Linked DNA regions of Homo sapiens: region 2 is linked to region 1. The links are chromatin loops, found by intact Hi-C in ENCODE. Cell type or tissue: heart left ventricle. All regions are shown on one strand. Each heading gives the region's core, and the rest is flanking DNA. Links, peaks and the distances in the headings are about the cores only.

The links. Hi-C counts contacts between places; a loop is a spot of excess contacts. Peaks named below come from ENCODE experiments on the same cell type or tissue, not always from the same donor. Only the 100,000 strongest peaks of a DNase experiment are listed, where the experiment ranks them.
Region 2: it touches region 1 in a loop (3-fold over the local background); 4 of 110 quality-filtered maps call a loop at or near these places.

Annotation. Positions count from the first base shown.
Region 1 is chr6:105,977,196-105,993,791 of GRCh38, forward strand. It overlaps a transcript of PRDM1 not described here. Among named protein-coding and RNA genes, the nearest start is that of PRDM1, 100 kb to the right of the region's middle. RefSeq lists a silencer at 15,311-15,520 and an enhancer at 16,051-16,585. In heart left ventricle, for the core only: no CTCF peak of the experiment used is centred there; DNase peaks (open chromatin) are centred at 4,336 and 8,986; H3K4me3 peaks cover 980 bases; H3K27me3 peaks cover 7,742 bases.
Region 2 is chr6:105,908,347-105,924,942 of GRCh38, forward strand. No RefSeq gene overlaps it. Among named protein-coding and RNA genes, the nearest start is that of PRDM1, 170 kb to the right of the region's middle. In heart left ventricle, for the core only: no CTCF peak of the experiment used is centred there; no DNase peak of the experiment used is centred there; H3K4me3 peaks cover 192 bases; H3K27ac peaks cover 1,193 bases.

The DNA of each region.
Region 1 (16,596 bases), core at 4,173-12,172:
TGACATTAAGGTTTATTGTAAATTTTGTTAAGTGTGCTGATAGCATGGTTGTTATGTTTTTGCAAGGTCTTTATCACTTAGAGTGCCATCCTGGAGTAATTACGGGAGAAACAATATGGATGCTGGGAATTGCTTTAAAATACTCCAGAAAAAAATAAAATGAAAATGAGAGAATAGATGAAATCAGAGTGGCATAAAGCTAGGCAATATATATGAAGGTTCATTGTACTATTCTATTTTTGTATGCATTTAAGATTTTTTATAAGAAGTAAAACCAAAACAAACAAAAAACAGAAAAACAAATAAACAAACAAATAACCAAACAAAAAAACTTTGACATGGAAGAACACCGGAGCATCAGAGGGTGATCATCTACATTGTAGTCCAGATCTGCTACTAATTCACCATTCAAGGGCTTTGGCCCTCAGCTTCTTTATTCATAAAATGAATTAGATTTTCACTTTTTATTTTGAGTCTCACTCTGTCACCCAAGCTGGAGTGCAGTGGCGTGATCTCAGCTCGCTGCAACCTCTGCCTCCTGGGTTCAAGCAATTTTCCTGCCTCAGCCTCCCAAGTAGCTGGGATTAAAGGTGTGCATCACCGCACCTAACTAAATTTTTTATTTGTTTGTTTTTTTAGTAGATACGGGGTTTCGCCATGTTGGCAGGCTGATCTTGAACTCTTGACATCAGGTGATCCACCTGCCTTGGCCTCCCAAAGTGCTGGGAATACAGGTGTGAACCACCATGCCCGGCTAGATTTTGACTTCTGAAGACTCTTCCAATTCTAACATACTGTGATTTTGTTACTCTGAAATCCCCATCTCTGGCTCCTTCTCAAGAATCCTTTCCCAACTAAGTAACTGTAAGCAAGACAGGAGTTTCCTCTAACTCTCCTAAGAATGCTTTCTCTGAATATGTGACTTGCATATCTTACTTTCTATTCTCTTGCGCATGAAAAGCACCGGAACTAATTCCTGTATATCTAAATCATTCAACACTTGCTGTACTCCATATATACATCTGCTTCTGTAATATGTGTGTATGTGTCAGTGTTGTATATCTAAGACTATAAACTAGGACACTGTCAACCAAGCATATGGGTGTTCGCTTTAATCATACTGATGACTTAGCACATTGTCAACATGTAGCAAATGTATAACACCATAATACTATAGTATAAATAGTGAACTTTTTCAGCAATCTGTTGCAGCTGGCCTAACTATCCACACTGTATTTGTGGTTCAATTTGTTTCTTCTTCTCTGTCCAACATCACAAGTCATCATTTGGTAGACTATATTTCCAGGATGGATAAAACATCTTTGTGTTTCATGCAAAATAGGCCTAATCCACAAGGTTTTTTTTCTTTCCCCATTAAATAAGGGGATATGAACCTCTTTCTTATGTGAAGAATATAAACTTCTCCAATTTTCAAATTTTGCCTATGAACTATATAGCTATAGACTCTATTGTATTGCCTTTTCTTCCTGTCTAAAATCTGCAAGTTCATAATTCAAATACACCATTTAAAAAAGAGCCTTAGTATGGCAATGACACCTGGAAGTGATTAGATATCACTTTAACACTTGAGACAAATTCAAATCAATGCCGCTGATATGCTTCTTAAAATTTTGCCTTTTAGATAACTTCTAAAAACCAGGAAGTGACCACATGAAAGCTTATGTGCATTTCTTCTGTTTCTTTTTGTGGGGAGTGCAGAGGTGAGGGGTAGTTATACTTTTGGATGTTTGGCTAATTCCAACTAAGTGCTCATATTTTGCTTATATTTACCTTTTGTCTAATCCATCCTCTCAACTCTGGGATGACCTGGTCTAAGGATGTTAAACACTGCAAGATAGCTGAATTTCATACTTGCTGAGGCAGTGTTGGCCAAATCTTTTTTCTTCTTAAAAAGAAAAAAGAAGTGACCATAAATTTCCATCAGAGGTTTTAAAAAAGTACCTCCTTGTTGCTGCAAGTGACCTCACAAAACTATGCTACTCTGCTGATGTCACTTCCCTGATTCAAAAGTCTTCAATATTTTGCTTACTGAATTACACAGAAACTCTTCAGCCTGCACTCGATACACCAGGTAATCACGGTACAGTACCTGCATCTCAGTGAGTTGTTATAAGAAGTAAATGAACTAATACACATAAAGCACATAACACAATGCCTGGGAGCTGGAGACACACAAGATTGTTCCTTGTAAGCATTCCCTGAACCTCTTGAAGTCCTCAGAAAAAGTGTATTTTCAGTAAACATTTGTTGAATAAATACATTGAATGATTTAAGGAGAAAAATTAATTCTTTGATATCTATGAACAAATAGAAGTTCTCCCTTAACATGCTAGTATAACTTTTTGAGGACATTTACATGGTGTGTTAAGCGATAGAATGCCCACGCATAGAGTTTTAAAACCAAACAACCCAATGTTGAAAATTTAACAGGAAGATTTCATAAAGGGAAGGCCCATTTATTCAGATGAATCAAAGATGGATCTCAGATGTAATCATATTTTATTTGTACAGGGTCATTCACCCTAGAATCAAAGCACTCACCATATATCTCATTAACCCTTACGACACCCCCAGGGGCAGGTAGATGGTAAAGATGATCCTCTTGGAAAGCCTGAGGCCCAGGACAGTGAAGGGACTTGTCAGAGGCCACGTCAAGTGAGTGAGTAATGGAGCAAGAAACAGAGCTAAATTCATCCTTGGTGTACTGTTATATTTTACCATGAGGTTGCCAAACATCTCAATTACTTTTTTTTTTTTTTCCAGGAGTCTTGCGCTGTCACCAGGCTGGAGTGCAGTGGTGTGATCTCAGCTCACTGCAACTTCCACTTCCTGGGTTCAAGTGATTCTCCTGCCTTAGCCTCCCAAGTAGCTGGGATTACAGGCACCTGCCACCACCCCTGACTAATTTTTGTATTTTTAGTAGAGACGGGGTTTCACCATGTTTTCCAGGATGGTCTCTATCTCCTGACCTCGTGATCCACCCCCCTCGGCCTCCCAATCTCAATTACTTTTTATTCCAAAATTCATTTTTTCTTCTTTTTTTTTCTTTCTTTTCTTTTCTTTCTTTTTTTTTTTTTTTTTTTTTTGAGACGGAATCTCACTCTGTCACCCAGGCTGGAGTGCAGTGGCGCGATCTCGGCTCACTGCAAGCTCCATCTCTCGGGTTCACGCCATTCTCCTGCCTCAGCCTCCCGATTAGCTGGGACCAAAGGCGCCCACCGCCACGCCCAGCTAATTTTTTGTATTTTTAGTAGAGACGGGGTTTCACCGTATTAGCCAGGATAGTCTTGATCTCCTGACCTCGTGATCCGCCCACCTCGGCCTCCCAAAGTGCTGGGATTACAGGCGTGAGTCACCGCGCCCGGCCTAAAATTCATTTTAAAGTAAACCTTCTTAAAAAACATCAACTCAGAGTACAAGATTCAATAACTAACATTTAAAAAAACATAAATCAGTTGGGTCTTATGTTTGTTAGTTTTATTTTAATGACTCCATGATGCCATTTATGTCTGGGGAAGAAAACCTGAGCAAATATTGGTTCAGAAACAAACTTCTCCGTAAGGCAAATGTAGGCAAGTAATATGAACTCTAATTTGCAACTGAAAACATAGGAGCTGAGTTTTGAGTTTCCAAACGTAACTGCAGAAGTTGAGTTTCTTTTTCTCTCTGTCTTTTTCTTTTTTGCTTTCTTTCTCTCTCTCTCTCCTTCTTTCCTTCTTTCTTTTTTTTTTTCATGATTCTACCTGGCTGTGATGGGTAAACGAACTCTTTTTAATTGACTCATCAGAATAGAGATTACCAGAATTTTCAGGTATTTTAACCTCCAGATTTTACCAGAAACCCACAGAATGAGTTGTTATGCTTTCGGTATCCCGTGACTGAAAATAAAACCCATCACAACAAAATGACCAAAAACTGCTATGAATTCGGTGACTGTGCAATGAAATTGTCAATTATCCTCTCTGCCTTCCTGCGTTGAAAGAGTTTCAAGAAGTTGTGGTGAGTGGATGTATTCCCAGACGGATGCGGGCGGTCCCCGGGCAGGGACCCCGAATCCGGGGTCGCAGGGTGGTAGAGCCGGAAGATTGGATTCCATCTCCGCAAGGATTGAGAAAAACGGACTCACCGACTGAACTATTCCATCTCCAAGTTGTTTTTATTTTCCACTTTAAGCATAAGAACGATGAGAACCAGGAGCCAGGCGGCCCCGCGTAGCGGTGGGAGCGCAGGTACCCGAGAGTACCCTCTGGGGGCCGGCCCGGCGCGCTCGCTCCTCCTCGCCTTTCCGGGAACCGTGCGCAGGAGCTCACACGGCACGCCTGCGGCCAGGGGCAATCGGGTTCTCGGTTCCCGGAGTCCCAGTTCCCGGTTTCCAGTTTCCTTATCGACGCGATTGTTCCGTCGGGGTCTTCCAAGGGGATCCGAATGGTGGCCAAGTCCCGCTGGGGAAATCCGCAGGGGTGCGGCCTGCGGGGCCTTTGGGGGCGCACCTACGCCACGGGCTCTGCCATTCCTATCCGGAAAATTCAAGCTGTTTGGGCACCAGGAGGGACTCTGAGACAGAGGGCGTCGGAGAAGGCGCGTCTCTGCTTGTCCTCTTGGGCTGACTGAGGGTCTCACGCTAGGCCAGCGCTGGCTTCGGGACAGCTCCACTACGGCGAGGGCCACACGGGTGGCCGCGGAAGGGATGAAAGGATTTGGAAGGACACCAGCCTTTTCGGACTTTGCAGGATCCAGGCCTGCTGCGCCCGATGCTGCCTGAGACCCACCTTCCCAAGGAAGACTGAAACTCAGGCCCTGGACCCAGGCTGTCTGGATTCTGTCCTTAGCTCAACCATTTGTCAGCTGCCGCGCGACCCTGAGCGAGTTACTTAACCTCACTGGTCTTCACTTCATTTGCAAAGTGGGGATCATCATAACGTCTACCTCAGAGGGCTGTTGTGAGAATATGAGATGATGCATTTAAAGTGTTCTGGCACGGGGGTTGCTCAATGAATGTCAGGGGCTGCTTGGTAGAATTCAATAAGCTCGGTGAGAGGAGTCGTGCAACTAACAAGAATTTCACAGTGATGTTTTGCCAGGCCCTGCCCTTCGAACTATGGAGAAAGCAGAGGCATGGCCTGGTGAGGTGGCTCACGCCTGTAATCCCAGCACTTTGGGAGGCCGAGGTGGGAGGATCACCTGAGGTCCGGAGTTCAAGACAAGCCTGACCAACATGGAGAAACCCTGTCTCTACTAAAAATACTAAAGTAGCCTGGCGTGGTGTGCATGCCTGTAATCCCAGCTACTAGGGAGGCTGAGGCAGGAGAATAGCTTGAACCCAGGAGGCAGAGGTTGTGGTGAGCCGAGATGGCACCATGGCACTCCAGCCTGGGCAACAAGAAACTCCATCTCAAAAAAAAGAAAGCAGAGGCATAACAGAGAGAAACTGCCATCCTCATGGAGCTTGCATGGGTGTGGACTCGGTGGGCGGGAGTGAGAATGCGCAGTGTGGGGCAGTTGCGATTTTAAACAAGGTGGACAGTGAGCAAAGCCAGGTGACAGGGAGCCAGGGGAGAAGGTGGTCTGTCTAGCCAGAGGGAAGAGCACGAGGGAGCTCCAGTTTCCCTCACTAAATCCTGTCACACACAAACATGTTATCAAGTGAGTCCTCCCTAGGGAGATATACCTAAGGAGACAGGCAGGGTAGCTGGAAGGAAGCCCAGTTCTAGCACCACCGCCAGCCTGTATTGGTTTAAGCCAAGTGCTGCTTTCTCCAACCCCCAGGACCCTGCAGCCCCATCCTTGTACATCTTCAGAAGAATTTCCCTGGAAAAAGACATGAGGAATATGTGTGGGGGTGGGGGAAAGGGGTGTGGAGAAGAAAAAGCCATGTGAAGACACAGCAAGACAGTGGCTAATCTGCAAGGCAAGGAGAGGGGCCTCAGAAGAAACCAAACCTGCTGACAGCTTGATCTTGGACTTCCAGCCTCCAGAACCCTGAGAAAATAATTTTCTGTTGTTTCAGCCAAAAAGAAAAAAAAATTTCCAATAGAGTCATAAAGGGGGATAATTCACATTCTCTCAAGGAATCTAACTTCCACTTCCCCCTTTCCATGGAAGATGATGAGAAATGTAGGTCATGCTGCTGACACAAACTAAGCAAAAAGTGGTTTTTCAGAGAACCAACTTTTTTTAAGCTTTTGAGAGTAACAGTGACCACACAATTCTGAGACACCATACAAATAATATCAGTAACAAAGAGACATTTTGAGCTGGATGCTACATTTTTTTTTTTTTGAGACAGAGTCTCACTCTGTTGCCCAGGCTGGAGTGCAGTGGTGTGATCTTGGCTCACTGCAACCTCTGCCTCCAGGGTTCCAGCAATTCTCCTGCCTCATCCTCTCAAGTAGCTGGGATTACAGGTGTTTTTTTTTTTTTTACCATGCCTGGCAAATTTTTTGTATTTTTAGTAGAGATGGGGTTTCACCGTGTTGGCCAGGCTGGTCTCAAACTCCAGACCTCAAGTGATCTGCCCACCTCAGCCTCCCAAAATGCTGGGATTACAGATGTGAGCCCCAGCACCTGGCCTGCTATGTTTCTAATTACATTGTGCAGCTACAAGTAGACAGGAGAAATGGCTTCTAAAAGATAGGAAGGTAAAGTACAAACCATATATACACAGAAGTCTGGCCTGCATATACTATCAATATCACATACCAGTAAAAACAACTGCCACTTATTGTGTTATGTACTTAGTGTTTTATGTGTATTTACTTATTGATAACCCTATAAGGTAGAATCTATCATCATTTTACAGATGAGAGAATTGAGCTTTAGAGCAGTTAAATCACTTGTCCAAGGTCATAGAGCTAGTAAATACTGGAGCCACTCCCTTTCCCCATTTTATTAAAATAAATATTTATTGAGTGCTTTCCATGTGCCAGGCACTGTTTGAGACATTGGAGATACAGCTACTTAAAAGAAAATCCCTGCCCTCATATATATTACTTACATTCTTGTGGAGAGACAGAAGCAGTAAGAGGGGGATAATGTAAATGTAGTATATGGGAAGTTAAATACCATGGAGAAAAACAAAGCAGGGAAAGGGGAAAAGGAGGGGATCAGGTGGCAATGTTAAATAGGCGGTCAGGGAAAGCTGCACTCAGGAGGTGACATTGGAGCAAAAAGTTGAAACAAACTATGCCTATCTGGGTAACAGTGCTCCAGGCAGAGGGGGGACAGCAAGTGCAAAGGCCCTAAGGCAGGAAAAACAGGAGGGTCAGTGTAGCCAGACAGGAGTGGGCATGGGCAAGGAGAAAGCAGAAAAGGTCAGACATGCAGTAGTCACTCAGGAGGTAGAAGAGTTAGGCTTTTACTCTCTGAGTGAAGTGGGGAATCGCTGAGGGATTCTGAGCTCCTTTATGTATCACAATCACTCTGGCCGCTGTGCTAAGAATGAATGCACTGTAAAGGGGGACAAGACAGAAGCATGGATACCAGTCAAGAAGCTGTCCTGGCAACCTAGGTGAGGGAGGATGATGGTGTGGGCCCACGCAGTAGGAGAAGAAGTCGTAAGCAATGGTCAGATTCTGGATATACACAGAAGGTAGAGGCACAGCATTCACCAACAGGCTCCATTTGGAGTATGATCAAGGAGCCAAGGGCTGCTCCAAGGTTTTTGGCTTGAGCACCTCCTGAAAAAAATGGTGTTGCTCTTAATCTAAAGGGGGAACACTGAAGATGGGGCAGATATAGGGGCTAAGCGTCTAACAAATTAAATTTGAGGCTGGGTTTGGTGGCTCACGCCTGTAATCCCAACACTTTGGGAGGCTGAGACGGGCAGATCACTTGAGGTCAGGAGTTTGAGACTAGCCTGGCCAACATGGAGAAACCCCATCTCTACTAAAAAATACAAAAAAGTAGCCAGGTGTGGTGGTGGGTGCCTGTAATCCCAGCTACTCAGGAGGCTGAGGCAGGAGAATTGCTTGAACCTGTGAAGTGGAGGTTGCAGTGAGCCTAGATTGTGCCACTGCACTCAAGCCAGGTGGCAGAGTGAGACTCCATCTCAAATAAATAAATAAATAAATAAATAAATAAATAAATAAATAAATTTGAGGTTCTTTTAGACATTTAAGTGGAGATAAATATCAAGTAGGCAGTTGAATAAATGAAACAAGGTTGGAGTTTAGGGAAGAAGTACAGGCTGAATTTTTTTTTTTTTAATTCGGGGATGGTCAGGCTGTAGGAGCTGGTGACTGCAAGAGAAAACATAAGCGGTGAGGGTAGATACTTAAAAAAAGAAAAAAAAAAGAGGTCTGAGAGCCTGCCCAGGTATGCTCCTACTTTTCCCACTTTACAAAGACTGAAGAGCGAAAGAGAAGCGCACCCAGACACACCCAGGTTCACGGTTGCTTCCTCTGTTGGATCTCTGCCCACTCTCCTGGACAGAGTTAAGCCTTTTCACTGGAGGCAGCTGGGAGGAAGCTAAGTTTGGCAGTGGACAGCCACAGGCTCCAGCCCCATGGTCCAAGGCACTTGATCTCTCTGGGTGTCCATATTCCCCTCTGTCAAAGGGGATGCTAACACTCCCTTAGGGAGTAGTAATCTTGGATCAGTGAGAGAAAAGAGCCCATAAAACTCGCTCTTTTGCTGGTTCCTCCTACTCAGGACTTTCCCCAGCACTTCACCTAGGTCCACACACTGTCCTATCTACATAGACGCTTCACATCTCCAGTGCCATGCCGGTACAAAACGGGGGCTCAGAGAAAGAATTAATGGATCCAAAGATGGTAGTGGCATCGCCGGCCAGGAGTGAACGCTGTCAATTCATCTTGCCCTTAAGGGAGGGAAACCCTCCTACCGAATATAGTGCGAGCCTCAATGGTGGGTCTGTCCTGGGGCCTGGGCAGGGCGCCGGGTCTCCGGACTCAGGCAAGCACCTTCTCCTAACCGCAAGCGAAGCGAGGAGGAGCGACCAGAGCGCTTCCTCTCCCGCCGGAGCTGAGTCCTCTGGGCCGCAGTCCTTCCTGGACGAGCTCTGAGGCCGAAGATGCGTTGCGTGACTATGCTGCTGCCTGGACGCGGGGTCTCTAGTCCGGAGGCACGGAAGGACCTGCCTGCCTGACTCTAGTCTGCAAGTCTCGGGCACACGCGCGGCTTCTGCCCACCCGCGTAAATGCCCTGGGGAAAGGCGCCCTTTCTTTTATGATGTTTTTTAAGAGACGAATTCCCTTTTTCCCTCTACAGCAATCCCTCAGATTTCTGGGGGAAAATGGGGCCCCGTTTTCCAGTACACAGGCCACCCCAGGAAGACCGCGTCGGGCGCTGTGTGATCTGGAGAGTGCATTCTGCGGACCGAGGTCCTGCTTTTGCTCGCCCCGGACGCGGCTACATGGGGTCAGCTCAGAAGGACGTTGCATTTGGACACTGTTGCCAGAGCCTGCGGATGACATCCCGAGGGCAGTTGCTGGGGAGATCATAGATTATTGCAGAAATTCATTAAAACGACTTTTCAATGCATTCCAGCAACCCTGGCCTAGCAAGAACCCACGTCTGGCAACAATGGAGGAATTAACCTGGATGTTATGGGGAGTGGATCTTAACAATTTGAGGGTCATTAATCTCTTTAAAATTGGGTACAAACTATGGAAAGTAGCCCCCCGAAAGCACACTTTGGGATACATGTTCTGCGTTCTAGTAATACCTTCCACTACACACACACACACACACACACACCACACACAGTCATACACACACACACACAGACACACACACACACACACACACACACACACACACACCCTTCCCCTATCACACCTGGAGCCCTGGATAAGAACTGGCATACAAGTTTTGTGATCTCAGCAGGGAAAAAAAATCAAGTCAATCTCACAGAGCTTGTTTGGATTGTTGTTTCTTCTCAGTAACAAGTGGACAACAGTTAATCAAGGGATCAAGTGAGTTTGGTGGATATGAAAGGACACAGACCTCCTGGGAAAGGAAAGATGCAATTAGAATGAAATCATCCCCTTGGGTTGTCCTGGCCTCTCCAAACCACCAACAAAAATGTAATTAGGGCAAAAATGTTTTGGAAGGAAGTTAGCAAACAGGGAAGGTTTCCTTAGACGTAATGATGACAGTTTTGTATTTTGTTATTCTATTAACCAAGAAATTTCTATGTTATATGCCAAGAACTTTTGATGGCCTCAGAGAAGCAGTACATACTCTGGATGTTTTGTTTTCTTTTGTTTTGTTTATGTGGGGTGGGGGGACAGTAATGATATACCTAGTGCACCAGGGACAGCAGCTATCCACTATCTAACCGGCCTGCTGCTGGTGTTTTTGTGTAACAGTGGAGAATAACATATCTGTCTTATTTTATTTCACCAGATGGAGAAAATGCAACAATATTTGGGGAAAAAACATTTCCTGTCTTTTTGTTCTTAACATAAAAAAGCACTTTATGACTATTTTTTTTTTCAGCATATTTTCTCCTCTGGGGAACTTCTTAAAACCTTAAAACATATATTTGCCAGGAGTCTTTGAATTCTCATGATAGTCCTATCTCTTTCTACAACCAAGACTTGCTGGACTTGCTCCATTAGGGAAACTTGTGTTTTACAAGCTGTAGACAATAACTGAATAGCTAAACTTTTTTTTTTTTTTGAGGGAAAATTTTAAACTTAAAACACTTAGCATTTATGGGCCATTGATTTTTTTTTTATTACCCATTTAACCATGTCTTTTCTTTGACGCTCATCCAGAGGGACTCTCATCATCCATGGCTAGATCAGAGAAACCAAAAGGAAAGGTCTTCATCATCTCTAATCTCCATCTCTCACCTCCCTCCAAAGCAGTTTACAATAAAGAGACTCACTCCCACATCCTGATCCTGCTCTTCTTTGATCTTCGCCATCATTTTCTTATTAAAAACAACTGCTCTGTTGCCACCACCAGTTTCAAGTCTGAGTAACTATTTTCATGCTTAAATTTTTAATTTTGAAAATCAGGTCATATATTAGAGTTATTATGGTAGCAAATACAATATTCCCACTTGAAAAACAGGGGAAATCTGTAGAGAACAACCTATTAATTTTCCACCAGCTAGAAAGCACTAAAATGCTACTTTCTGAATATGGGTCTCTGGTTTTCCAGCCTGGCTTCTTCCTGTCTCAGTCACACCACCTTTCATGGTTTCCTGGGCTATTTCTTCCATTGAGCACTAATTAAAAGTGAGCAAACATTAAATTTCATTCCCATCAGCATAATAAAAAAAATACATTCTGTAACAAGTTACCAAACTCCAGCCAATGATGCAATATACCACCAAATTCCAGTGGAACAAAATAATTTGAATAAGCCCTCAGATTTCATAGTTTTGGAATGTCTTACCTACTAAAACAGATGCATTGCATTCTCTCTTTGCAAATAAATAGGACAAATAACTTATCAAATAAAAATTTAAAAACAGTGGTTAAAAAGTTTATGCTTTATAAACACATAAAGATTGTAATCAGATTTGGAAAAATGGCACTAACATTAGCCAAATTTGAAAAAAATGAATAGAGCAAAGATAGAACAAGATTCTTTACAAGTTTATATAATACCTACTACCTTATACAAGTTCATAGGGGATTCTTTCATTCACAACTATAACTTCACTTTCTGAATTTCAGTATTCTAGGACCAATGGCACATTCCACTTGGAATTATCTTCCTCCAGGACAGATGCTGTCAACCATATGGCCTTCTCAGGCTGAATTTGGCGCTACTGTTATAATGGTATACAGCTCAGCAGCCCTTTGTACTTCCCCCATCAGAGCAATGACTGCACTTTACTGCCCTTGCTTATACAGTTCTGGATCTTCCCTGTTATGGTATAAATTCCACTAGGGAAGGGAATAGATCTGTTTTGCTCAGCAATGTATTCGATGTACATGGCATACAGTAGGTATTTATTAAATGTTTCATGAATTAATGAATAGACCTAGGAGAAATGATAAGTGGGGTTTTTTTTAAGCACAAAGAAGCCAAGGGCAAGAAACAACCAGAGATAAATTCCTTCCATCTCGTTTATTCAATCTAGTGAGGAAGTCTCATTAGTGAATAGTGCAGGGTAGCAACTGGCCAGACAGCTGAGTTTGAAACCCAGCTCCGTTATTTACCAGCTGTGTGACTTGGGATAAGTTACTTAACCTCTCTGAACTTCATTTCCTCTTCTGTAAAATAGGTACAACAGAGCTCCCTTGTAGGGTTGTTTTAAGAATTAATAAACATATACGCCTGATATTTGGAGGTACTCTACAAACAAACATTACCATTCATTCACTAAGCTTTTGAGGGCTTGCTATAGGCACTGGGGATACAAAAATAAACCAAAATCCTCCCTCAAGATGTAAGATTCTTAAGTAATATGGCAACTACAATAACAGAGATAATCACAAGGAGCTATGGGAGCAGAAACTCAGCTGCAGAGAGGGATGCAATACAAAGAAAAGCAGCACGTCTTTAAAGACCATAGGGCTGAACAACACAACTTGTAGGGGAGAGTGTGACCACCACAAGCAGTTGGCTTCCCATTAAATACAAAGTCTCCAACTTAATACAATGGCTAATGAGGGCCTGTCCAAAGGCACACTCCCCTGTTGTCTCTCTGCCCTCATCTCTTGTCATTCTCCCTGCTCTCTTTTTGCCTCTCCTGGGTATGCTAAGCACGCTCCTACCTCAGGGATATGCACGGGCTGTCCCCTCGGTGTAGATATTTTTCCTCTGTTTCTTCACATAGCTCACTGCCTCATCTTTTGCATCTTTGCTCAAAAGTCACCTTTTCAATAAAGCCAACCCTGACCAACCTATCTAGAATTACCCTCCCTCGTCCTATCAATTGTGCTTACTTATGTTTATTGTTTACTGATGTGATCCTTCCCATAACATAAGCTCCACAAGGGCAAAGATCTTAGCTTTTTTTTCCCTGAGACATCCCAAGTGGCTAGGACAGTAGCTAGCACACAGTGGTGTAGAATGAATGAATGAAGTGTGGCTAGAATGTGAAGTCAGGGCAGGAAGGAGAGAAAGGCAAAGCCAGAGAGAGGTACAGAGCCTTAGAATGGTGGTAAAGAGCTTAGATTTTTATCTGGTAAGTAATAGGAAGCCTATAAAGGTGAGTGGCATGTCCAGATCTGCTTTTCAGATAAGTCACTCAACAAAGGACTGGAAGGAAATGATAATGGCAGAGGCTTACAGTGAAGAGGCTGCTGCAGCAAGGGAGCCAGGGAGCAAGACAAGGAAGGCCTAGACTGGAGCAGCAGGAATTAGAAAGGAAGGGAAGGGGCATATCTGAGGCACAATTAGGAGTTTAAATCAGGCAGGACTTGATAACTGACTTAAAGTGGAGGGCAGAAAAAGAGAAGATTCGAGCATGGCTTCCAGGTTTGTAGTATGGATGACTGGGAGGTTGAACTAAGTAAGATCTAGAATGTCCAAAGGGAGAATGGTAGGAGAGGTGATGAGTTTAGCTCCATATATATCCAAGCGGTTTCTTTGTCATTTGTGAAAGAGGGAATTTGGAGCACAGAAGAGAAGTTTAGACCAGAGATATTCTTTCTAGGTGACCTAGTGATAATTATATTAATTTTAAAGGGAAAACAACTTTCATTTCAACCATCCAAATTGGCTTCCAAAAGCAGGAATTAAAAAACAGCTATATTTTAAAATTAACATTTTACATATCTATTCTATGTCATTTTTTTCCAGATAGCAAAACAAAAATGATCTTTTTGGTTATTTAATTAATTCTTATTCTGGACTGCACTTTTTGGTAGATTTTCAGCTAACTTCCCAGAGAAAATAATAATCTCTTCCCCCAAAAGAGTTACCATGTTTGCTTGTGAAATAGCTAGTGGGATAAGACCATACCCTTTCATTTTGTAAAAGTATAAGGGAGAAGTTAAGGAAATTCAAAGGCCATATTATATATTCAAAACAAATTTGAGGAAATACTTTCAAAATGATGTGTAATTAGTTAGTGGAAGTTACTATCACGACCAAAGATTGAAGCAAATTGCTTTATAAGCTTTCCCTTCTCCCTAATCAAACCTGTATATAAAAATAAAGCATGGAAGAATGGACAATACTATATTGTCACTTAAAACTACACACAGGAGGAAGCATAACTTGTTTAACTTTAACAATAATAATTTATCGAGCATTTACTTTGTACCAGTCATTGTGCTAGGCAACTGTCAACACTTTACCTGGTTTCTTCTTACCCTCTGAAGTGTACAAATAACAAATAAACAACAACAACAAAAAAAAAAAACAAAAAATCCCAGAAGTCTTAAAGTTTGAGCAACTTGCTAAAAGTTTTCAGGTGTTGGAGAAATCTTTTTAGAGAGGAGAAAACAAACCATTTTTTTTCCTTTCAAAGATCCAATTATTTATTGCAACTTGCCCTGACTTGTTACAGATGGACACTTGAAGGTCACCGTAGGCAAAAGAGCCTGACTGGTTCACAGGTTGCTGCTGTGCTTCAGAACCTAGTAAGTCAGGCACTGGAAAATGTGCAACATGTAAAATAACACTGTTATATAAATGTAAGAACAAATGAATGGGCCAAGCTCATGTTAGTGATCTGGAATGGTTTCTTTCTATAGGTGAACTTATTTAGGACTATGGAAGAATGTTTTAGTCAGTGACCAGCCGCGATAATGACTGATAAGGGCGGTTAGTGATAAGCGATAAGGACAGGTACAGACATAGGACCGCTGGCTGGGCTCATCCAGAGCTGGCGCGCAGCCCTCTCCCTGCACTCGTACTGAACTGAGTCCAGTCCAGTCCCCCACAGGTTAGAGGTGAGACGGAAGCCATCGTGAGTTTGTTTTTTCAGCGAGTGCCGTTTCCTAGGTTGGATGACAAGCCAGCTTTGGTGGCCCTTCGCTCTCGCTACCCTAATAAACTACCTGGAGCAAGTCCTTCTTCAGAAACAAATCACCACGTCAGCGCTCGGAGGGTGAAGCCCCTACTACTTTCTACTTTTGGTTGTGATGCTGGAGGCCCTTACAATTTCGCAGAACGTTTTGTGGACGCGCGAGCTCAGTGTTGCCCTTGCAATGGGGAAAACACCTGCTTTCCGGGTCCTCGTCCTCCCGGGAGCGCGGACCCTGAACAGCCCCCGTCCGACCTCCCCGGCTCATCACCCCCTTCCAGAAACGCATGGAGCTCTTTTTCTTTGGACTGCCTCTTTTTTGTACTGGCCATCTCAAAATCAAACAAAACAAAAAACAAAAGAAAACAAAACAATATCACTCAGGTGTGAAGCCCCAGTGCAGAAAGTGAAAGTGGGACTAATCCCGGCTGCTGCAGCACCGCCGAGTGAGCGCCAGGGAGGGGCGGGGCTCCAGGGCACGGCGCCCGGTCACGTGACGCGCGTCCGCCCAATCCCAGCGGGCCCTCGCCGCGCGCAGAGCTGGGCCTGGGTAGCTCTTCTCTCTCAATGAAAGCTATATTTTGGGCTGTTACCACCTAAACGCCATGTGGAAACAATGCACCTCCCTCCACTTCAGGTCCCCCTTGCCTGTAAACCTCGAGAGCTGGACGTCCCTTAGCCTGGGAGTTCCTGGACACTGTGCACAATCACTCGTCAACCGCTACCTACTAGGTAGGCGGGAAAGAGCTTTGCTTTCTAGGCGTGTGTCTCCAGATGGGCCCAGGAAAGATAGGGCCTCAGTTCTCTCTGGTTTGTTTGCTGGGGAGGGAGTTAGAGCTGTAAGCCTCCTTCCTCCAAAAGGATGGTTGGAGGGAGTCCGAAACCTTTGGGTCCCAAGACATGACCTAAGGAGTCCCGCTGTCGCCACTCTTCCCGGTTTGGTAGAGGGGGCCCGTGAGTGGCATTTAGCTCTCGCAAAACTGGGCAGATAGACGCACATGTCGACCCTCCTTTTACAATATTTCAAAATAATTCTGCATTGTTTCTCTACTGGAATCGTTAATTATGCATAACTCAGTATCTTAATTTAAAGGAACTGAAGTCCTAACTTTGGGTTAGGTTCTCTTACAAAGACTTCAGGGATGTTTAGCTGGCATCTCGGGTTTGATCCCCAAAATCCACCACGAAACAAAAGCTAGCTTTCCTAAACTCAGTAACAATAGGAGAACTGGTTTAAGCCACCTCTGGGTAGGCAACCCCCACCCCTAAAGCCCTCCTTACTCCAACCTGCCCCTAGGTATGTTTGTGTAATCAGAGACTGATTGTAGCTGCTTTGACGTTTCTCCTCGGGAAAGCTTAGTTTGCATTCATTGAAGTTGCTTGCTTTCTAGGTTCATCTAGGCCAGCAGGGAAGGTGCCACTTGGAAGATTGCTGGGTTTCCTGCTTCGAAGTCTTCAGGAGCGGGCTGAGCTGCGCTGGTGTGCCGCTTAGGACTGCAATGAGGAGGGTGACGTTAGAAGGTCTTTAAAACGTTACGTTTACTATTTTAGGAAACAGATTTTCAAAGAATCAAGGGTAGGGGACAAAATACATTTGGGCTAGGATTTTAGTGAAGAGGGATCACGCCCAGAATGAGGGATAGTAAAAGAGTGGTGGTATGGGGCTCTGATAT
Region 2 (16,596 bases), core at 5,711-13,710, 67 kb before region 1:
CATACCCGATTAAAACACATATATGCCCTTCCTCAAATAATTAAAACTGGAATTGTCATACGATCCAGCAATTCCACTTGTGGGTATGTACCCAAAACAATTGAAAGCAGGGACTCAAACAGATACTTGCCCACCCATGCTCATAGTAGCACGGTTCACAATAGCCAAAAGGCGGAAACAACCCAAGGGGCTGTCAGCAGGTGAATGGATAAAAAAAATGTGATGTATACATATGATACTATAGAGTATCATTCTGCCTTTAAAAGGAAGGAAATCCTGACATGCTAGATCATGGATGAACCTTGAGAACATTATATAAGTGAAATAAGCCACTCACAAAAAGATACATACTGTACGACTCCCCTTATGTAGGTAACTAGAGTAATCAAATTCGTAGAGACAGAAAATAGAATGGTGACTGGCAGGCGCTACGGGAAAGAGGGAATGGAGTGTTAGTTGTTCAATGGGGATGGATTTTCAGTTTTGCAAGATGAAAAAGTTCTGGAAATCTGTTGCACAACAACGTGAAAATACCACACTACTGAACTGTACATTTAAAAATGGTTAAGACAGTAATTTCTAGGTTATGTGTGTTTTACCATGATTTAAACATATGCCCCAAAATATGCAGATGTGTTTATCAATGTGTACATACAGATACCGAATATACAACAGACACTCAAATTTACTGAAATTGTCAAAAGTCAAAGAAGGAAGAGTTCACCTAGCAAGCCACTATGTAGAAAGGGATGTAGATCTTTTGTCAAACCACACATCTTCATAGACATAAATCCAACCAAGGTCAGATAACACCAGACAATCTTCCACAAAACGTGAGACGGCTAGCTGACCAGAGCACTCTCACCATGTCACATGCTGCCAGAGAAGCTGGGGCTACAAAATACAAGCAGATGTCAACACTTTCACCTTCCACTTTCTTAATATCGCTGATCAGGCCAAGTTTCATTTCACTTATTGGGCCACTTTCCATGTTGAGGGAGAAGGATCGAAGGAGGGCGGAAGAAAGTGTTAGGATCTGAGTTTCATATCTGCTAATGTAAACTGATGTTGCTTACTGCTGGGTTTCAAGAGAAAACTTCCCTAAATCAGCCAAGAGTTGCTCAGAAAGACATATAGACCAGGGGTTGGCAAACGTTTTTTGTAAAGTAAATACTTTATATTTTAGTAAATACAGCCTCTGTTGGTTGCAACTACTTAACTCTGATGTTGTAGCACAAAACCTACCATCCATTATATGAATGAATGTGCATGGCTGTGTTTCAATAAAACTTTATTTGCAAAAATGGTAGGCCAGATCTGGCCCACGGACCGTAATTTGCCAAATCCTGATATATAGCACTAAGAGTTCTTTCAAAAAATACTTTCCTCTAGTTTGGATTTGGATGTACTACCTGCTTTCTGGTCTTTTATCTATTAATGCCAAAAGTACACAATTAAAATCTATTTGAAAATGATCAGCTTTATTAAGCGCCAACTTTACTAGAGAAAGTGCCATGAAACAAGATCTAGCCTGGAAGAAAGAAACCAAAATAGTCATCTGATCTCAAGCTGAAGCTACTAGACCAGCGGTTCTCAAAGTATGGTATTTGGACCAGCAGTGTCATTATTACCAGGGAACTTATTTGAAATGAAAATTTTCGGGCCCAGCCCCAGGCCTACAGAATCAGAGTATGTGGGAGTGGGGCCCAGCAATCTGTTTTAACAAGCGCTCCAAGTGATTCTGATGCAAGATTTAGTTTGAGAACCACTGTGCTAGGCTATGTCTGAAGCTTCTCGTGCCTCAAATTCTCCAGCAGCAAAGTAGGAATGTTAAAGTCTTGTTATTTTCCTCTATCCCTCAGGTCACAAAGACATAGCCTAGGCTGGCTGATACACACTTAAGGTGGTTCACCTAACTTAAGTCTACTAGTGTTTAAGGTAAAATACATGTTCTTTTTTTCTTTGAATTTGGATCATCTGCATTTAGAAGAAAAGATTTGTTCTGTTCTAAATTAAATGCAGTTGACCCTTGAGCAATACAGGTTTGAATTGCATGGGTCCATTTATATTGGATTTTCTTCAGCCTCTGCCACCCCTGAGACAGCAAGACCAACCCCTCTTTTTCCTTCTCCTCCTCAGCCTACTGAACATGAAGGTGATGAGGATGAAGACCTTTATGGTGATCCACTTCACTTACTGAATAGTAAACATATTTTCTCTTCCTTGTGATTTTCTTAATAACATTCTTTTCTTTAGCTTATCTTATTATAAGACTACAGCATATAATACATATAGCATATAAAATATGTGTTAACTGTTTATGTTATCAATAAGTCTTCCAATCAACAATAGGCTATTGGTAGTTATGTGTTTGGGGAGTCTAAAGTTATATGTAGATTCCTACTGCTTGGGAGGTCAGAGCCCCAACCCCCATGTTGTTCAAAGGTCAACTATACATATTCATAAGGATTTTATTCAGCTTCATCTATGGAATGATCCATAGAGTCCTTAGGATAGTAGAGATAAGATATATAACTTGTGATACAGATTAGATCCCACCTGGGCCAGAGCCAAGATACATGTGTCTCTGGCGTGTGGAATTTGGCGATATCCAAATCCCATCCAAGTATCTATTTGCCCTCATAATTTACATAAGGACCAAGGAGAATCCTGGAGAAAATCTCAAGCCATGCCCCTGGCTGAGAATTAGATATTTGAGACATATCTGGGAGACTTGGTGGAGGCAGGGAAGGAATGAAAATAAAGAAGAATAAAGAGAGGAAGAGAAACCAGTGCACGTGCAAACACACACACCCGAAAATGAAGTTAACTATAAAGGAAAGTAATGTGAAAAACCAGCCATGCCAGCCACAATGCCCTTCAGACCCTGAGCTCCTGAGCAGAGGTGAGTCCTGACTATGGCATGGCAGCTGGCACATCAATCATTTTCCCCAGCTCTCCTAGAGGCACACAAGCACCCCAGGGATGCACGGTGGCTGGGTTCACTGGCCTTATGCATGGAAAGTGCAGGCTCATTAAGTTCTATAATGTTCCATAGGTCCAAGCAATTCTCCGGAGGCACAACATTCTTCCCACTTTGCAAGAGAATGCCAAACTCCTGAGGAGAAGCAGGAGGACTGCCAGCTCTGGAGTCAGATAAGGAACTGGCAGTACAGCAGAAGCCAGGAATTTTGTAGTCAGGGGCACCATCAGAGCTTTTATTAGGCACCCTCTGTGGACTTATTCAACACTTGGGGAAGGAAGTCTGTGCAAAGTCCTGGAGTTCCCAAGTGAGCTAGCTGGAGCTTGGAGGCAGCAAGATTCTGGTAATTATGTTAATGTAAATTTATTGTCCCCATAAGATGGTAAGGTTGAAGGATGTGTGTGATACCTTTTGTGCCCTGTATCAGATTCTCTTTGCCCCACCTTTCACTTATTCCAAAAACCACTGTAGCGACTGGTTTTGCACAGACTCCAATCAACCTCACATAAGTGTAACCCAAAGAACCATTCCTTAAACAAGCCTCTTGCCTCCCACTCCAGGGCTTCCCTGTTGAGTCTGGGGAGAGGGGTTTTTAACACACTTGGGGTGGAATTTTGACCAATGGGGTTAGGAACTGATTAATAAATGTTTCCATCTTCTCCCCCCTGCAACCTCCAAATGAAATGGAAAACCATTTCAATCAGTTTCTCAAGCAGACCCAGGGTGATCAAGTACCAGTGGCCCACAGGGTGATTGACTCTATATTACACATCTGCTTTGTGTCTCCCTCCTTCTCTAGTGCCTCCTGGAATAATTGCACTTATAAGTTTGGTTCAGACTCTGCTTTTTTAGGAACCCAGGCTGAGGCAGGAATATTTAGGTCTCATGTGACTTAGAAGCAATAATACATTTGCTGTCAATATAGGACTTGTATATCTTTCAAGGCAAATAAATGGTATTATTTCCTATTTTATGTGATTTACTATATAGTATAATAATTTCATTATATGCCTCTAGCAAAGATATAATAATCCTCATCATTTCCCTAGATTCCTAATCTTGCATTTTTTTTTCCTTTTTTTTTTTTTTTTTTTTTTTGAGATGAAGTCCCCCTCTGTCGCCTAGGCTGGAGTGCAGTGGCGTGATCTTGGCTCACTGCAACCTCCGTTTCCCGGGTTCAAGCGATTCTCCTTCCTCAGCCTCTCGAGTTGCTGTGACTACAGGCGCACATCACCACACCCGGCTGATTTTTGTATTTTTTTAGTAGAGATGGGTTTTCACCATATTGGCCAGGCTGGTCTTGAACTCCTGACCTTGTGATCTGCCTGCCTTGGCCTCCCAAAGTGCTGAAATTACAGGTGTGACCCACTGCACCCGGCCGATAGTTAATTCTTTATTCTGTTTTCTGTTTCAGGTTTAAATACCAAACTCTAAAGATCATTCTGACACAGTTTGCAGGCAGAACTCAGGGAGAATATTTTATTAAGGGGAAGGAAATAAACACAGCTAATATTTTCAAAACAATCTATATGCCCAAACCCTAATTATTTAAATTTTTTTTATTTTTATAGATTCAGGGTGTACATGTGCAGGTTTGTTACATGGATAGATTGAATAATGGTGAGGTTTGGGCTTCTAGTGTGCCCATCTCCCACATAGTGAATGCTGTACCCAATAGGTAATTTTTCAGCCCTCATCTGCCTCCCAAACTCCTCCTTCTTGGAGTCTCTAGTGTCTGTTATTTCCCTTTGCATGTCCATGTGCACCCATTGCTTATCCCCCTCTTATAAGTGAGAAGATACAGTATTTGATTTCCTGTTTCTGAGTTATTTCACTTAGGATAATGGCCTCCAGCTCCATCCATGTTGCTGCAAAAGACATGATTTCATTCTTATGGCTGCATAGTATTCATATATATATATATATATATATATATATATATCTCACATTTTCTTTATTCAATCATCCATTGATGGACATTTGGGTTGATTCCATGACTTTGCTATTGTGAATAATGCTGTGATAAATATACGAGTGAAAGTGTCTTTTTGATATCCAATTTCTTTTCCATTGGATAGATACCTAGTACTAGGATTGCTAGGTCAAATGGCAGTTCTATTTTTAATTATTTGAGAAATCTCCATGCTGTTTTCCATAAAGGTTGTATTAATTTACTTCCATCAACAGTAGATAAGCATTCCCTTTTCACTGCATCCTCGCCAACATCTGTTGTTTTTTGACTTTTTAATGATAGCCATCTGACTGGTATGAGATGCTATCTCATTGTGGTTTTAATTTGTATTTCTCTGATTAGTGATGTTGAGCATTTTTTCATGTTTGTTAGCTGCTTGTACATCTTTTGAGAAATGTCTATTCACATCCTTTATCCACTTTTTAATGAAGTTATTTTTTTCTTGTTGAACTGCTTGCATTACTTATAGATTATGAATATCAGTCCTTTGTTGGACATAGAGTTTGCAAACATCTTCTCCCATTCTGTAGGTTGTCTGTTTACTCTGTTGGTTGTTTCTTTTGCTGTGTAGAAGCTTTTTGGTTTAATTAAGCCCTATTTGTCATTTTTGTTTTTGTTGTATTTGCTTTTGAGGTCTTAATCATAAATTCTTTGCCTAGACCCATGTCAAGAAAAGTTGTGCCTAGGTTTTCTTCTAGAATTTTTATAGTTTCAGGTCTTATATTTAAGCCTTTAATCCATCTTGAGTTAATTTTTGCGTATGTTAAGAGACAGGGGTCCAGTTTCATTCTTCTGCATATGGCTATCCAATTCTCCCAGCACCATTATTGAATAGGGAGTCCTTTCCCCATTATATATTTTTGCTGACTTTGTTGAAGTTCAGTTAGTTTTAAGTATGTAGCTTTATTTCTCGGTTCTTTATTCTGTTCTATTGATCTATATGTCTATTTTTGTACGTACCATGTTGTTTTGGTTACTATAGCCTTGTAGTATAATTTGAAGTCAAGTGATGTGATGCCTCCAGCCTTGTTCTTTTGGCTTAGGATTGCTTTAGCTATTTGGGCTCTTTTTTTGGTTCTATATGAATTTTAGAATTGTTTTCTCTAACTCTTTGGAAAAAGACATCAGCAATTTGATAGGAATTCCATTGAATCTGTAGATTGCTTTGAGCAGTATGTAAAACACTAATTCTTAATTTCAAAACACAAATTATTGGAGAATGAAGGGTTGAGGATAAGAAGAAATCCCTATTTTGGACACTTTTACTCTTCTGTCAAAAACATGTCAGCATGGTTTAACTTTTCTACCTATGGTAGCTATTTTAATTTATTGAACGTAAAAGTAAAATTGCCTTCCCTCTTTATTGTGCATGGAGCATTTCACAATAAATGCATTCACATGAATGCCTCAAACATACCCTAATGACAGTGGGCATCTTATATCATCAAGCTTTACCCTTCTCTGCCAGCCCAAGACCTCTCCAGGTATGAATCATTTTAAATTCCAGGAAATGAAGCTTCTTCTTCAAAGACAAGGCCTTTAAAAGCTATTAAGAATAATTCTCAGGATTTTTGACATCATGAGAGCAGACTCTTAACCTTTGTAGCTCTGGGGATCGTTTCCCTGAGGATAGTGGAGGCTGACCATCTAGTCCTTTGGCCTTGAACCACTGTGTTTTGATGACTTCACTATGATCATCCTATTATACAAGTACCACTTTGATATTATTTCAACATAATAATCAACAAATTTACTGAGCAAATGATTTTGTTTAATCCAAGTTACATGAAAACTGTGTGTGTGTGTGTGTGTGTGTGTGTGTGTGTGTGTGTGTGTGTGTGTGTATGTGTGAGACAGAGTCTCATCCCGTCACCCAGACTGGAGTGCAGTGGCCCAATCTTGGCTCGTTGCAACCTGTGCCTCTGGGTTCAAGCAATTCTCCTGCCTCGGCCTCCTGAGTAGCTGGGATTACAGGCGCATACCACCATGCCCAGCTAATTTTTTGTTTAGTTTTGTTTTTTCAGTAGAGACAGGTTTCACCATGTTGCCTAGGCTGGTCTCGAACTTGTGACCTCAAGTGATCCACCCACCTTGGCCTCCCAAAGTGCTGAGGTTACAGGCATGAGCCACCACACCTGGCCACATGAAAACATTTGAAGTCACCTTGTATGCCTCCACAATTGTCTCTAATAGTAACCCAAGACCCATACAGTTGTGCTAGGGTAGGAAACCTCAACTCATTTGATTTTTCCCAACAAAGGGAAATGGCTGAAATAAATATGCTACTCAAATAATCAAAGGACAGACAGATATAGTGGTTTGCACCTGTAATACTTTGGCAAGTTGAGGCAGGTGGATCGCTTGAGCCCAGGAGTTCAAGACCAGCCTGGGCAACATGGTGAAACCCTGTCTCTACAAAAAATACAAAAATTAAGAGGGCATGGGGGCATGTGCCTGTGGTCTCAGCTACTCGGGAGGCTGAGGTGGGAGGATCACCTGAGCCTGGGAGGTTGAGGCTGCAGTGAGCCATGATTGCACCACTGCACTCCAGCCTGGTTGACAGAGTGAGACCCTGTCTCAATAATAATAATCATCATCATCATTGTCATCAAAGGAATATGCAATAATATATTTCTCAGCCTTCAAGTGCGACTATATTCTGGCTAATAAAATACAAGCATTATCAACATGTCAATTTTTCCTAAGTTCATTTATAAATATGATTCCCATAAAATTCTATCCATTTGGTTTTTTTCCTGGAGCTAGACAAGTTGATTATAAAATTGCTTGTTCTTCTAGAATAGGTCATTAAAGAAGCCTTTATCCCCTTCCTCCTTCCTGCTGTTAGAAAATGAGATGTCTGGCACTCCAGCAGCCATCTTGGGTCATGAGAGGCCTTGCGGATGAATGCCACATGCTAGGATAGTGGACCAGAAAGATAGAAAGAGCTTAAGCCACTGATGATGTCAGAACCACTGTACCAGCCTTGAATGCCTACCTTCAGCCTTCTTTTACCAGAGGGGGTGAAAAAGACTCTTTAAAAACACATCAAGCTACTCTTTTTTTATTAACTGAGGCTGAACCTAGTCCTATGTGATACAGCATATACTATTGGTCAAATAACCAGATGGTATCATCTATGATTCAAAAATGAGAGCATCATTTCTAATGTCTGTAAATAACTTCGAAATGCATCCAAACAATAATAGGCTGGGCATGGTGGCTCAAGCCTGTAATCCCAGCACTTTGGAAGGCCAAGGGAGGAGAACTGCTTGAGCCCAGGAGTTCAAGACAAGCCTTGACATCATAGTGAGAACCCATATCTTCAAAACTAAATGTAAAAATTAGCTGGGCATTGGTGACATGCACCTGTGGTCCCAGCTACTCAGGAAGCTGAGGTGGAAGGATTGCTTGAACCCAAGATGTTGAGGCTTCAGTGAGCCGTGATTGCGCCACTGCACTCCAACCTGGGTGGCACAGTGAGACTGACTCAAAAAAGAAAAGGGAAGGGAAGAGAAGGGAGGGGCCCAATCAATAATAATAATATAATAGATATAGATTGATAAATGGATAGAGGTAAATAGATATGTTATAAAGTAAATATAGCAAAACACTAATCGTAGGATATAGACGGTAGGTGCATGGGTATTGACTACATAATTTCTTCAACTTTTCATAATAAAAGGCTGAAAATCCCATTGACAAGCCATCGGTACTATTTATTAAGTTTTCTAAAAATATCCCTAGTAATAAGGAATTTTGAAGCTTCTTTTCTCTCACAAAAAAAGAGCCATTTCTCTTCCTGTTCTATAAACACTATTGTGAGCTTCAAGTCTTGAAAATTAGAACTGGAAGTACTGCCAATGGGACAAACTGGGTGCAAGTAAAAATGTTAAAGGCTGTATAAACAGAAATCCATCTGGAAAGATGTTTTCTTCATCAGCACAGTAAAAGCTAGAATAGAATTTCCTGATATAGATGTACCGATTGACTCTGCAAATCCCACTGGGTATGAGAGAGGCATCTTACTCTTTAATTTAAAAGTAACTTTCACCAGAAAATGAGGCTAGGAATATTCAAACCTCAACTAAACTGAGCTCAGCACTAAGAATATCATTTTCTTTCTCTTTTGAGATTCGCTTCTCACTTTTTGTCAATACAAGGACACTTCTAAGGAGATATCCTTTCAGTTTGGTCTCATGATCCACTTGAAGCATTTCTACTGAGAAAGTAACAACTGTGGTGTTGGATCTTTTCCCATAGGTTTGTATTCTAAGCAAAAAAAAAAAAACAAAAAAAAAAATTGGAAAGGACCAATGAATAATTACTGGCAAGAATGCTAAAGTTGCAGAAGCCTTGGCTGCAAACTGCCAATATAGAAGAAAAAGTATTTTCCTATTCTTAGAGATGCAGTAAGAATGTGAATTAGGGCTCCCTAAAACAATGCCAAAACTGATTTGGACTATCGTATTTACCAAAAGAACCTATCAGTTGGTACTAAAATGCCTTCAGAAAATGGTGCAAATTTAATTCTTGAGAATTCAACTCTGATGTCATCCAATAGTGTTCATTTATTATGTTTAATGAAGGGCTGCAGGAGCACACAGTAAGCTAAATGAGAACATAGATTCACATTATCACCCTGTGGCATCACTTGCTTATAACCTGCTGAGAGGTTCTTCTTCTGGATCAACATTTTCCAAATTTAATCTCATCTCAGAAAGAATGCTCTTACAAAGCTAAAGGAAACATCCTCAGCTGCATTTAAATTATTTAAATATGTTTTAAAAGAATGAAAAAATACAATTAACATATGTATTTAATTTGGTGGAATATCACCCACTGTATATAGAGTTCTATAACATAGCCTTCTGGGAGAGAAATAAGGAATGAAGACCAGACATTATATATATTATTGGTATAAGGCAAAATGTCAAACACTTTGCTTGTATCATCACCCTCACTAAACTCTACAAGACAGAAATTGTTATTATCACCATTTTATAGATGAAGAAACAAAGACTTAGCAATGTTTGCCCAAGGGGTCACCCTGCTAGTAAATGGTGGGGCCAACATTAGGACCCAAAGTCTGTCTGATGGCAGATCTTTTTTTTTTTTCAAGACACGGTCTCACTAGGTCACCAAGGCTGGAGTGCAGTGGTGCAATCATAGCTGACTGAAGCCTTGAACTCCTGGGCTCAATTGATTCTCCCGCCTCAGCCTCCTGAGTAACTGGGACTATAGGTACATGCCACCATGCCTGGCTAATTTTGTTTTTTTTTTTGTAAAAACGAGGTATTACTACTTTGCCCAGGCTGTTCTCCAACTCCTGGGCTCAAGTGATCCTCCCACCTCTGCCTTCTGAGTAGCTGAAGATCCTGATCTTTTAAACACCACTGATACTGCTATGATCTTTGAAAGCCAAGTACCACACAGAACACTCAGCAATGAGACAGCCAGAGAAAGAGAGAAAGAGGAAGAATAAAAGGAAGGAAGGGAGGAGAGAAAGATTGGTCTAATATACAAGTTGGGGATATTTTAGAAGTATTTCGAGGTTATAGATATAAAGTACTTAACATCAAATCTGGATGATTTATCTGTGTCTTACTTTTTTCATCCTTCATTTCTTCAGTGTTTTATTTCTTCCAGTAAATTAAAAAAGAGGGACAGTACTTATATCTTAATCAATTGTAAAATTGATTCATTGTAAGCACTCTTCTTCCCCCCATGCTTTCTGCATCTCTTTTTCCCAAATAATTATTGAACACCTGCTGTGTGCCAGACCCTGTCATTTATATTCTTCCTCTACCGTAGAATAAGTCCACTCAATTCACTTTTAACAATTAAGAGGAAAAATATTTTAACTTATTGACATAGAATAAGACAATGAGGCACTAAGGAAAAAGGCAACAAATGAGCTGTCTGAATATTAAGAATGCTGGCCGGGCGCAGTGGCTCATGCCTGTAATCCCAGCACTTTGGGAGGCTGAGGTGGGCGGATCACTTGAGGTCAGGCATTCAAGACCAGCTTGGCCAACATGGTGAAACCCCATCTCTACTAAACATACAAAAATTAGCTGGGTATAGTGGCACATGCCTGTAGTCCCAGCTACTCAGGAGGCTGAAGCAAGAGAATCACTTGAACTTGGGCAGTAGACATTGGACATTGCAGTGAGCCAAGATCGTGCCACTGCACTCCAGCCTGGGCAACAGAGCGAGACTCCATCTCAGTAAATAAATAAGTACATACATAAAATAATAAAAAGAATGCTAACCTTAAGGCATCAGATGAAGCCTCATGTTAATGAAATAGACTAGACATCCAGCTTGAGTGACAACTCCACTTTCCCAGATCTTCACCATGAGAGGTGTGCAACCAGCACCACCACCACTACCACTACCAAAGAAGTTGATGGAAGTTGATGCCACTTGAGAAGGGCTTTTTATAGGGAAGAGAGCAGAAAAGAATGTGGGCAGCAACTACCATCCCAGTGAAGGTCAATCAGGAAAATGGAGAATACCCCATTTTCACTTTGTTTATGGCGTGCTGGCTCAGTGAGTTATCAGAAGAGCCAAAACTCTATCGTGGTCACCACAGTATCCATAGCATTTGGCATTCTACCTGCACTGTAGTAGCTACTTAATAAAAATTTGGTTGAATAGATAAATGAATTAATGACTAAGCCAGAAAATGACAAAGAGGCAGTGACCATATATTGTCTCTGCTACATGATGCAAAAGGAATAGCCATTTACCCAGAAAATGTTTAAGCATCTATATCCAAATTTTGTGCATTCAGAAATCTCTGACATCCTCACGGTTCTAGTATGAATCTCCATCTCATAGTAACCTCAACAGAAACCACAGTGCTCTATCAATCTAATAGAAGACGCAATCATAGAAAAGAGACCTAGACAGGCAGCATAGGGAATTACTCACTTCCTTACTCTTAAACCTGTTTGGTTTCATGGAAATGCAGTCACCCTCAAGATTTGTCACACCCATAGTGAAATCTTCCTCTTAGAAAGAACACCTTGTTGGTTTCAGTCCAATGACCCACAGACCACTTGCCTTCCAAGCATCCTGAATCATGAAATGATGGTGAAATGTGGGGAAATCTTGTTTAGTTCAAGTCATAAGACCCCAAAACCCTAACCAACAGTCACTGATATTTCTTCTCAACTATAATGGAAAAGGCAAATATTCAGGTCAATTCTCCTCATTGAGTCACCTGTTTCTCTTTCCACTTCACCTCAAGAGAGTTTTGTGTAATAGAGTTATGGTAGTTCAGTATAAAAAATAAATAGAACATGTCAAAATGACAATATATCTTGGGCATCATTTTCATTCAAGCCTTTTGCATTCCCCAACATTTATTTGCTCCCTGTCCTAACAACAACCCTCAGAAGGCATTGAGAGCAACTGCCCTGGTGCCTTTCTGTCCACAAGTGGAGAGAAGCCAAGACATGGTCCACAGGGGTGCAAAGCCCACTGTGAGCCAGGGAGAGCATCTGGAAGCCACAGAGTAGAGGCACCTGGCGTGGAATTTGGGGGCTCTGAGAAAAGCAACTGCACAGGCAGAGCTAACGTGGGTTACCATCGCCCCTCAGTATCACAGGGGGACTGCTTCCAGAACCTCCTTGGATACCAAAATTCAGAACCTCCTTGGATACCAAGTCCCTGAGAGAAAATGGTTCAGTGTTTGCCTGTAACCTACACACTGCTGCTGTATGCTTTAAATCATCTCTAGATTATGTGTTAAGCCTAATACTGTGTAAATGCTATGTAAATAGTTGTTCTATTGTATTGTTTTTATTTGTATGATTTTTATTGTTGTATTTTTATTTTTTATGATTTTTCCAAATATGTTCTACCCACTGTTGGTTAAACCTGTTGATGCAAAGCCCACGGATATGGAGGATCAACTGTATAAAGAATTTGGGTCTTGATGTGGTGACAATAGAATATAATAGCAGCAAATAATAATATGAAGAAACCAGTATATGGTAGTCCCCTCTTAACCATGGGGGATATATTCCAAGATCACCAGTGGATGCCTGAAACCTCAGATAGTACCAAACCCTGTGTATTTTATATATTTTTTTCCTATACATACATACATATCTATAATAAAATTTAATTTAAAAATTAGGCACACTAAGAGGTTAACAACAATAGTTAATCATGAAATAGAACAAGTTTAATAATATACTGTAATAGAAGTTAGATGAGTGTGGTCTCTCTTTCTCTCTCTCTCTTACTCTCTCTCAAAGCATCTTATTGTACTGTACTTACCTGCCTTCTTTTTATGATGACGTGAGATGATAAAATGCCTACATGATGAGATGAAGTGAGGTGAATGAAGGAGGCACAGTGGCATAGCATTAGGCAACGACTGACCTTCACACAGTACATCAAAGGGAGGCTCATCTGCTTCGGGTGATCCTGGAGCATCAAGCCATGATGATGTTAATGGTTGGATGTCAGGAGCAGATGATGCCAGTGACTAATGGGCAGGAAGTGTATATAGCGTGGATACACTGGAAAAGGGGGTGCACATCCCAAGTGGGATGGGGAAGGTTGACAAGAAATTTCATCACATTCCTCAGAACAGCACACATTGTAAAATTTAGGAATTGTTTATTTCCAGAATTGTCCATTTAATATGTTCAGACTGTGGTGGACTGCCAGTAACCGAAACCATGGAAAATGAAACCACCAATAAGAGGGGACTACTGTAGATGAATAGGAGAGAGAGAGGGAGCAAAGAGTCAAACTAAATAAACCGTCAGGGAATCCAAACTTAGCTGACCAGGGCCTTAGCTAGAGCTGTAGCCACAGAAAAGTCAAGGAAGGGCCAGATAGAAGACTTACTAGACTGTGTCCTCAGAGCCTCACATGCTCCTGGAACCACAATTCACAACACATTTCTGTTGAAAATGGAATAAGGCCGAGCATGGTGGCTCACGCCTGTAATACCAGCACACTGGGAAGCTGAGGCGGGCGGATAACCTGAGGTCAGGAGTTCGAGACTAGCCTGGCCAAAATGAAACCCCGTCTCTACTAAAAAATACAAAAATTAGCCAGACGTGGTGGCAGGTGTCTATAATCCTAGCTACTTGGGAGACTGAGGCATGAGAATGGCTTGAATCTGGGAGATGGAGGTTGCAGTGAGCCGAGATTGTGCCGTTGCACTCCAGCCTGGGTGACAGACTGAGACTCTGTCTCAAAAAAAAGAAAAAGAAAAATGGAATAAAAACGATGAAAAGAATAAGAAGAAGAGGAAGAAGGAGGAAGAGGAGGAAGGCAAAGGAAGAAGGGGGAGAGAGAGGAACGGAGAAGTAGGAAGAACAAGAAGAACAAGAACAAGAAGAACAGGAGGAAGTTAGGTAGCTGAGAGGATGGATCTGAGTATTTACCCCAAAGGAAGAAAAAAGGAGGAGCGTCCGTGGCAAACTGGAGAAACAGCATCTGGCCATGGGATTGGAGTGATGTGGGAACTCCAAGTGGAACTGCCTTGTAGGAAGTCATCAGTATGGAGGCACAGCCCCAGACCAAACCAGGACTGGAGGTGGAATGTGGAGGTGGAAGCTAATGGCAGGCATGTAAATGCAATTAGCAGAAGAGAAAAGCTGAGGACAGGGAGCAAAGCCTGAGGTGCAGTAGGAAAGGCAACTAGTAAAGGGGACTGAGAAGAAAAAGTAAAAGAAAAGGGAGAGAGAAGACCAACCAAGAAAATGCAGTTTCATGACTTTGGTGGAGAAAGTTTCAAGGAAATGATTGGTATGAGAAGGACTCAGGCCTGAGATTCAGGGAAGCCAGACCTGACCATGGGTTCTGCCACAAGCTAGGCTTGTGAGCTGGAGCAAGTGTCTGAACGTCTTTGGCCACCATGTCATAATCTGAAAGTGACCTCCGAAGTCTATCTCTAGCTCTCAGAATCCTTGAGATTCTAAGGGCTAAAGATTTTGGAGATCAAGAAAGACAGGAGAGGGAAAAGAGTGTGATAACTACAGTAATCTCAAAGAGAAAATGCCACCATCAAGAGCAGAAACTAGCAGGCAAGGATTGAGAAGAAAAGGGTAGATAGGTCTTCAATACTTTACAAATAAACACAAGTGCCCAAAAAAGCAGCAAGATCAAAAGGAGGTGATCTTTTTAATCTTTAACTTTACTTTTTTTATTTTTATGGGTGTATATATAGTTGTACATATTTATGGGGTACATGTGATATTTTTATACAAGTGTACAATTTTTTTTTTTTGAGACAGAGTCTCGCTCTGTCGCCCAGGCTGGAGTGCAGTGGCCTAATCTTGGCTCACTGCAAGCTCCGCCTCCCAGGTTCATGCCATTCTCCTGCCTCAGCCTCCCTATTAGCTGGGACTACAGGCGCCCGCCACCACGCCTGGCTAATTTTTTTTTGTATTTTTAGTAGAGACGGGATTTCACCATGTTAGCCAGGATGGTCTCGATCTCCTGACCTCGTGATCCGCCCGCCTCGGCCTCCCAAAGTGCTGGGATTACAGGCGTAAGCCACTGAGCCCAGCCAAAGTGTACAATGTTTAATGATCAAATCTAGTTTAATGATCAAATCTAGTTTAATGATCAAACCCATCACCTCAAACATTTATCAGTTCTTGGTGTATCATTCCAAATTTTCTCTCCTAGCTCTTTTGAAATATACAATAAGTTATTGTTAACTATAGTTGTCCTATTGTGCTGCTGAACACTGGATATTATTCCTACTATTTAACTGTATTTTTGTATCCATGAGCTAATCCCTTTATTCTCCCATCCCCAGTACACTTTCCAGCCTCTGGTAACTATCACTCTACTCTCTACTTCCATGAGATCAATTTTTTTAACTCCCACATATGAGTGAGAACATACATTTGTCTTTCTCCGCCTGGCTTATTTCACTTAACATAATGTCCTCCAGTTCCATCCATGTTGTTACAAATGACAGTATTTCATTCTTTTTATGACTGAATAATATGCCATTGTGTAAATGTACTACATTTTCTTTAATCATTCATCTATTGATGGACACTTAGGTTGCTTCCATATCTTGGCTATTATGAATAGTGCTGCAATAAACATAGGAGTGCAGATCTCTCTTTGATATATCGACTTCCTTTTGTTTGGATATATACCCAGCAGTGAGATTGCTGGATCATATGGTAGTTCTACTTTTAATTTTTTGAAGAACTCACATCCTGTTTTCCATAGTGGCTGTGCTAATTTATATCCCCACCAACAGTGTGCAAATGTTGCCCTTTCTCTGCGTCCTTGCCAGCATCCATTTGTTGCCATTGTTTTTTTGTTTTTTGTTTTGTTTTTTTTCTTTTTTTGTCCTTTTTTTTTTTTGAGACAGAGTCTTGCTCTGTCGCCCAGGCTGGAGTGCAGTGGCTTGCATCTCAGCTCACTGCAAGCTCCACTTCCCAGGTTCATGCCATTCTCCTGCCTCAGTCTCCCGAGTAGCTGGGACTGCAGGCAACCGCCACCACGCCCGGCAAATTTTTTTTTTTTTTTTTTTGTATTTTTAGTAGAGACGGGTTTTCACCATGTTAGCCAGGATGGTCTCCATCTCCTGACCTCATGATCCGCCTGCCTCGGCCTCCCAAAGTGCTAGGATTACAGG